Linked DNA regions of Homo sapiens: region 1 is linked to region 2. A link is a contact called in ENCODE Hi-C or POLR2A ChIA-PET data. All regions are on one chromosome and are shown on one strand. Each heading gives the region's core, a stretch centred on a gene start or an enhancer-like site at or near the end of the contact. The rest is flanking DNA. Distances are from core to core; before and after follow the strand shown.

Region 1 (4,001 bases), core at 799-3,298, 1.1 Mb after region 2:
GAGCCAAGATGGAGCCACTGTACTCTAGCCTAGGTGACAGAGCAAGACTCAATCTCAAAAAAAAAAAGAGAAAACAATCTGGGGCCGGGCGCGGTGGCTCCCATCTGTAATCCCAGCACTGTGAGAGGCCGAGGAGGAGAGATCACTTGAAGTCAGGAGTTTGAGACCAGCCTGGCCAACATGCCAAAAGCCCGTCTCTACTGAAAATTTAAAAATTATCCGGGTGTGGTGGCACAAGCCTGTAGTTCTAGCTACTCGGGAGGCTGAGGCAGAAGAACTGCTTGAACCCAGGAGACAAGAGGTTGCAGTGAGCCAAAATTGTGCCACTGCACTCCAGTCTGGGAGACAGAGTGAGACCCTGTCTCAAAAATAAAAACAAAACAAAACAAAACAAAAAAACAAAAAACAATCACTTAGGTAACCCAAAATAGTGCCCATCATTTGTGAAAAGAAATACTCACTAGTTGTATTCTACTCAGAAAATGGTTGCCTTGCTTAAAAAGTTTTGCAGAAAACTGCAAAAGTTCCTCATTTCTGGTACTATTCGGTAATATATATGTAGGTTTCTTTCCTCAGTTCCCACTCTGGAAAAAAAAAAAAAAAGGAAAACGAAACTTTTTTTTTTTTTTTGAGACGGAGTCTCGCTTTGTCGTGCAGGCTGGAGTGCAGTGGCGCGATCTCGACTCACTGCAAGCTTCGCCTCCAGGGTTCACGCCATTCTCCTGCCTCAGCCTCCGGAGTAGCTGGGACTCCAGGGGCCCGCCACCACGCCCGGCTAATTTTTTGTATTTTTTAGTAGACACAGGGTTTCACCGTGTTGGCCAGGATGGTCTCGATCTCCTGACCTCGTGATCCGCCCGCCTCAGCCTCCCAAAGTGCTGGGATTACAGGCGTCAGCCACCGCGCCCGACCGGAAAAGGAAACTTTTAAAAATAGCTGCTGGTGCAACTAACTTACGTGCTCTGGTAAACAAGAAGAGATTAAAATAAAAAACAATAGCTGCCCAAATACCCCCTTTTTAAAAACTAGATGCAAAAAAAGGGAATCATCTAATCCCATATTATAAAATTAAAATTTATTTTCATTTGTTGTTGTGTAAAACTCACATGTGGAAGTGTTCCTTGCACAGGCCGCAGCATGCAATACAGTTTCACACTTCTGCCAGATATTCTATCTCAGAAAGCAAATTACCTGCAAACTAACACTGGATGACAAGTGTCACCAGAAGTGCTTTGGAAACATGATTATGTTATACAAAGACTTGGCAAATCCAACAGCATACAGTGCAACTGAAACCTTCCCCAAGGATCTGAGAAGTCTTGCCGATGGAATCCTTGGACATCAAGAGCCAGGCGAGGAGCAGTTTCCGATCTGCTGAGATTCTGCTCCGCCTTCACGCGAATCAGCATAGCCAAGTGCCCCATCCACCAGCCAAGTCCTTCAGTGCTGAGGACGCACGCATAGCCAGGACAGTCACGGGCAAACGTGACATCAAATCCGAAGGGCGGCTGTCGGCTCCCTTCCTGCCAGCCCCAGCGGGCACCCCGTCAAGTTCTCGCTCTGTAGGCAGCTGGAGTCTCAGGCTCCTCAGAACGATCACTGGGCTCTGGCACCTCTCCCCACACCTGTCTCAACCACTGGTCCGCCTCGCTCTCCTCCCTCAGGTAGCACCAGATGATCAGCGCCACGAGGAAGCAGCTGAGGGGCAGCACCTTCCACCAGGGCCGCTGATGTCCCTTTCCCATGGTATGGCCCACCGACCAGCGGTGAGGGTTGGCTTTGCTGGAGGAAAACTCAATGGGGCGGTCAGGGTCGTCCTCTTCCTCGGCGGCAGGGTGGGCCCGATCCCGGGAACCGGGCAACGGATGAAGGCTTCGGGAAGCCCAGCCTATGAGCCTCAGCGCCCGGACGGCCCTGGAAGAGAGAGAGCAGTAAGCGCTCCGCCCGCCCGCCGGTGTCTGCCCTCGGCCCTCCGAGACCTTGAGGAGCTCACCCGGCCGCCGGGGCACACAAGACACGATTCATTGCTGCCTTGACTCCTCGACTGACGCCTTGGCGCGCCGTGATAGCGTCACTTCCGTCGCCGGAAACCGGAAACCGGGCGCCATACCAGGCCTCCGCTCACGACTACAGAACGTGGTCCCAGTAGCGCAGCGGAAATGACGTTCGGCTGCGAAGAGCTCTTTCCGTCGCAGGCCCGGAGTGCGCGATGGCATGCCGGGAAATGTAGTTCTCCGTCCCTTTCGAATAGGACCGACACCCCGGTCCCTGGCCCCGAAGAGAGGCGGGCGCCGCGGGGGCGGACGTTGTCCTCAGAGAGTTGTCTGAGTTTGCCTCGGAGCAGTTCTGAACCGTCATGAAGGTGCGCGGGGCCTGGTTGGGGATCCGCGCCCTCAGCCCTGCCCGCCTGCCCTGGGCTGGGCGCCCGCACCTCTCTGCCGGCTTCCCCGAAGGCCGTGGCACCGCCCTATTTTTTTTTTTTTTTTTTTTCCGTTTAGTTCTTTTCGTGAGACAGGGACTCTCTCTGTCGCCCAGGCTGGAGTGCAGTGGCGCGATCTCACGTCACTGCGGCCTCTGAAACCGCCTTTGCAAAAATTATCACTGAGGAAATGACAGTGGAAGAGATGAGACCTAAGGGGCTCCGTCGTGCTTCCCACCCTTAAGCTGTCCTGGTTCATTCCTGGGCGTGGGCAGAGCTAACTTTGGGAAGGATTTCAGTTCATGGTTTCACTCTGAATCAAAGTCAACAGCCCTTTCCAGAAAAAACCCCCGTCTTGCCTGAAGACCAGTCTGCCTTTGCAGGACTAATAAATCAGCTGCAAAATTAGAAATTGGCCGGGCGCCGTGGCTCACGCCTGTAATCCCAGCACTTTGGGAGGCCGAGGCGGGCAGATCATGAGGTCAGGAGATCGAGACCATCCTGGCTAATACGATGAAACCCTGTCTCTACTAAAAATACAAAAAATTAGCCGGGCGTGGTGGCGGGCGCCTGTAGTCCCAGCTACTCGGGAGGCTGAGGCAGGAGAATCGCTTGAACCTGGGAGGCAGAGGTTGCAGTGAGCCGAGATGGAGCCACTGTACTCCAGCCTGGGCGACAGAGCGAGGCTCAGTCTGAAAAAAAAAAAGAGTCTGAACCTCCCCAAATTGCTCCTGGGGATAACATCACTATTGTAAAATCTAAGATCAGGCCGGGTGTGGTGGCTCACGCCTGTAATCCCAGCACTTTGGGAGGCCAAGTCGGGTGGATCACGAGGTCAGGAGTTTGAGACCAGCCTGGCCAGTATGGTGAAACCCTGTCTCTACTAAAAATACAAAAAGTAGCCTGGGGTGGTGGCGCTCGCTTGTAGTTCCAGCTACTTGGGAAGCTGAAGGAGAAGAATCGCTTGTACCCTGGAGGTGGAAGTTGCAGTGAGCCAAGATCATGCCATTGTGCTCCAGCCTGGGTGACGGAGCAAGACTCTGTCTCAAAAAGCACAACAACAACAAAAACCTAAGCTCAAAGATCAGTGCCTGAAATATTTAGCAGAGCGTGCACTGGATGGATCAGCTGGTACCACCCAGACCGGTCATCTGGCCCAACCGGTTCTGCCATGCCCGCCAGGAACAGAAGAGTCTGAACGTGAGTCCATCTCCAACCTGACCAACCAGCACTCCCCACTTCCCAAGCCTCTACCCTCCAAATTATCTTTAAAAATTCCTATCCCCAAATGCTCCGGCTGACTGATTTGAGTAATAATAGAACTCCTGTGTCCCGCACAGCCAGCTCTGCGTGAATTACTCCTTCTCTATTGCACTCCCCCTGTCTTGATAAATTGGCTCTCTCTAGGCAGCAGGCAAGTTGAACCCATTCGGCACTTAGACCTCTGCCTCCCGGGCTCAAGTGATTCTCCCACCTCAGCTTCCTGACTGGCTGGGACCACAGGCGCCCACCACCAAGCCTGGCTAATTTTTGTATTTTTAGTAGAGACGGGGTTTCACCATGTTAGCCAGGCTAGTCTCGA
Region 2 (3,730 bases), core at 908-3,407:
TTTTGATTTACATGGAGGAGGCAAGTAACACAACACGACTCTGACATCTTCCCAGCTGTCCATTGATTTAACTCTTGAAGGTTCAGGGCTACTATTTCACATGTAATTTATTCCCCCATCACTGAAATTCTCAATGACCAATGTAATCCGAAAAAGTCTGCTTAGCTTTTCTGAAACTAGAAACCCAAGACAAGTCAACACCAGCTGAAAATCAAACAAAAACAGTCTGTTTTTCATGCTTTCCCATCCTTGTCCCTGAATGGAGATCTTAAAACTGAAACCAAAGCCAGGTGAGGTGGCTCACGCCTGTAATCCCAGCACTTTGGGAGGCCGAGGTGGGCGGATCACCTGAGGTCGGGAGTTCAAGACCATCCTGACCCACATACAGAAACCCCATCTCTACTAAAAATACAAAATTAGTCAGGCTTGGTGGCGCATGCCTATAATCCCAGCTACTTGGGAAGGCTGAGGCAGGAGAATCGCTTGAACCTGGGAGGCGGAGGATGCGGTGAGCGGAGATCACGCCATTGGACTCCAGCCTGGGCAACAAGAGCAAAACTCTGTCTCAAAAAAAAAAAAAAACTGAAACCGAGCTATTGCTGAGTATCTCGGGTAGCCGGTTTAGACTGTGTTTTCTCCAAAATAGGGCCTGTGGATCCAAGTAAGCTCGAGATTCTTCCTGAAGAAGCAGAGAACAGAAGTGTGAGCAAAAACAAGGGGCTGACATGCACATAAGAACCCTTTATAAATTATCTTAGAAGGGGCCAGGCGCGGTGGCTCACGCCTGTAATCCCAACACTTTGGTAGGCCAAAGTGGGCAGATCACCTGAGGTCAGGAGTTCCAGGCCAGCCTGGTCAACATGGTGAAACCCTGTCTCTACTAAAAATACAAAAATTAGCCGGATGTGGTGGCGCATGCCTGTTATCCCAGCTACTCAGGCGGCTGAGGCAGGAAAACTGCTTGAACCCGGGAGGCGGAGGTTGCAGTGAGCCAAGATAGCGCCACTGCACTCCAGCCTGGGCTACAGTGCGAGACTCCGTCTCAAAAAAAAAAAATTATCTTAGAGGACGGTGGTCACCCCTGTAGTCCCAACACCTTGGAAGGCTGAGGCAGGTGGATCGCTTGAGGCCAAGAATTCAACACCTGCTGGGCAATATAGTGACACCCCATCTCTACAAAAAATATATATATATATATCTTATAGATGGGCTGAGAAAAATCCCCAGAGAACTGACATGTTTTTCTCTACTTTCTTCAATGCCAAGCTGAAAGTTTCACTGCTCGGGCAGTGCAGCTCTGGTTTCACGGGGGCTAAATTCCAAAGTGCGGGGCGGGGGTAGAATCTAAGAACCACACCCAAGAGAAAGACCAGTGTTTGGGCAGCAAGGCATCAACCTGGAGGGTACGGACGCCGGAGCACGCGGCTACTCAGGCCGAACCCCGACCCGGACCCGGCACGCGGCCTCGGCGAGGGCGGGCGGGAGTGTCCTCCTCCGGGACAGCCGGACTCCCGCCGACTTCTGGGCGGCGGGGAGGGCTCCAGGCCCGGCTCTCCCGGGCCCCCGCACGCGATGCGCGGCCCCTGCAGCTGCTCCGTGCCCCGAGACGCGCCCGAGGCCTCGGACCTCCAAGCGGCCACCGCGCCGCCAGTCCCGCTGCCCAGGGACACCCCGGCCCCAGCTCCCCGCGCGCCCACCCCCTCGGTCCCACGCGCGTCAGCCACCCGCGCCCCCCGCCGCTTCCGGGTCCCGCCCGCCCGGCCTACCGCGGCCTAGCCCGCCCCGGAGCCCGGCCCTACTCACCCGCGCGCGGTGGTGGCGGGACCCCGGGCCCGGCTCCCGGAGCGGCGCGGCGCGGTCCGGGCCCATGCGCTCAGCGGCAGCGCGGCGGGCGGGACCCGGCGGGGGCGCGGCCCGGGGCGGCCCCCATCTCGGCGGCTGCGGCTCGGCGGCCCGGAGGCGGACGCGGGGCAGGCCGCGGGGGCGCCGCAGGGGCCCAGCCGCCAGCTCCCACCCGCCCGCTCCGCGTGGACGCGGCTCCGGGCCGACTCCGGCCGGCTCTGGCGGCGGCAGCGGCCACGATCGCCTCCCGAGCCAGAGCCCGAGCCAGAGCGCCGAAGCCCAGGCCCGAGCGCCCCCGCCGGCGGCGTCCGGAAGTGCGGGGGCGGGGCCGGGGCGCGGGGACGAGGTGAGAGCGCGGGGCGGGGCCTCAACACGGGGCGGGGCCGGCAGCGCGGGGACGAGGTAAAGGGTGTGGGGCGGGGCTTCAGGCGCGGGGCGGGGCTGAAAGCGCGAGGATAAAGTGAGGAGCGTGGGGCGGGGCCGACAGCGAGGGGACAGGTGAGGAGCGCGGGGCGGGGCCGGGGCGTGGGCGGGGCCGGAAGCGAGAAGACGAGGTGAAGAGCTCGGGGCGGGGCCTCGGGCGTGGGGCGGGGACCAGGGAGTAAGGCGGGGCCCGCCTCGAGCAGAAGAGGTAAAGAGCGTGGGGCGGGGCCTCCGGCGCGGGGCGGGGCCGGAAGCGAGAAGACGAGTTGAGAAACATGGGCCGGGGTCTCTGCATGGCCGGGAGAGGGCGTGGTCAGTGCCTGCCGGGGGCGGGGCGTGCCGGGGGCGCGGTCGCGCCGTCTTCCCGAGGGGCGGTGCGGAAGCGGAGCCCGGGAGGCTTTGGCTTCCCAGAGAGCGGAGTGGGAGAGGCGGCGTTGCAGGTCCTTGGAATGGCCGCGGCCGTGGGGAGCACTGGGCGGACTGCGCGCCCCGAAGGGCGCACGTGGGGCGCAGCCCTTTTCTGCCGCCAGTACATCGGAGGGCAGTCAGGGGGCTGCAGGCCTCGGGGCTCCCTGCCCAGCCGGCCCTGGAGAGGAGGCCCTCGTGGGGACCGCCACGGCCTGCCCGCCGCCGTGAGGGAAGCAGGCTCCCAGGAGTGGGGTGGTCGGCAGGCAGGGATGGCCAGGGCCCTTGGAAGGTGGGGTGGGCTCCACCCTCCTGAGTCCCAAGGCAGCCTGGACTCACAGCGCCAGGGAACACGTTAGGCCCCAATATATGGTGGCTCTCACCCGGACAGGAGCCACAACCTCCAAAGAGCCCACCGGCTAGGACCCTCTGCCTTGATTTCTCCCAGGCACCATCTAGTATCAGAGAAGGGTTCTCCTTCCCTCCGCTGCCCAGGCCAGCCCGAGAGCAAGGCCATTGGAGTGTCCAGACCCCTGCACCCCTTCCCCTGGGCTGTCTCCACAGCGGCCCTGCCAAGGGGTCCAGTCCGATCCTGCCACCCTGGCTGCCCAGATCCGTGTCACTTGCCCTGCAGGCCACAGAGCATGAGGTCACAGCCCCAGGCACCCCACGGCAGAGAGGCACGGGCCCCCAGCAGCAGCCCCAGCACCAGCTCTGGCCAGCCCAACCCTGTCAGAACCAACCCTCTGCTCTCCACCCAGGCCTCAGCCAACCATCAGGCCCTCCCCAAGGAGGAGGATGTGAGTACCAGGATCTGCCGCCTCCCACAACAGCCCAGGGCCCTGTCCTTCCCAGAGCACTATTGGGCCTGGCACCTCCCGGGATGCTCCAGGCAGCCCCCTGGGGTCAGCTATACCCCCGTTTCACAGAGGAGACAGCTGCAGTTCAGGCCACACAGGACCAGCTCGCCTCCTGTTGGGTGAGGGCTCCCCACCTCGTCCGCCCCACACCTGAGACAACAGCCCTCATCTATCTGCCCTCTGCTTTAGGCCTCCCAGGG

What was found. Hi-C counts contacts between places; a loop is a spot of excess contacts on that map. ChIA-PET counts read pairs that join two places held with the same protein, here RNA polymerase II (POLR2A). Pooled maps may share reads with other maps.
Region 1: a pooled map shows a loop between it and region 2 (12-fold over the local background). The contact joins the promoter of UQCC4 here to the promoter of AXIN1 in region 2. A Hi-C loop is called at or near these places in 2 of 50 pooled maps. POLR2A ChIA-PET finds 5 or more read pairs at or near these places in 2 of 52 experiments (B cell and MCF 10A).

Annotation. Positions count from the first base shown.
Region 1 is chr16:1,418,699-1,422,699 of GRCh38, forward strand. It overlaps UQCC4 (ubiquinol-cytochrome c reductase complex assembly factor 4), which reads right to left and starts at 2,049. Exons shown (of 2, transcript NM_001272051.2): 1 at 1,994-2,049; 2 at 1,054-1,914. The coding sequence starts at 2,025. The coding sequence ends at 1,548. RefSeq lists enhancers at 1,340-2,195, 1,683-1,752, 1,763-1,812, 2,063-2,222, 2,196-3,049 and 1 more.
Region 2 is chr16:350,566-354,295 of GRCh38, forward strand. AXIN1 (axin 1) reads right to left here and starts at 2,158. Exons shown (of 11, transcript NM_003502.4): 1 at 1,804-2,158. RefSeq lists silencers at 1,377-1,436, 1,447-1,516, 1,537-1,586, 1,867-1,946, 2,047-2,526 and 1 more.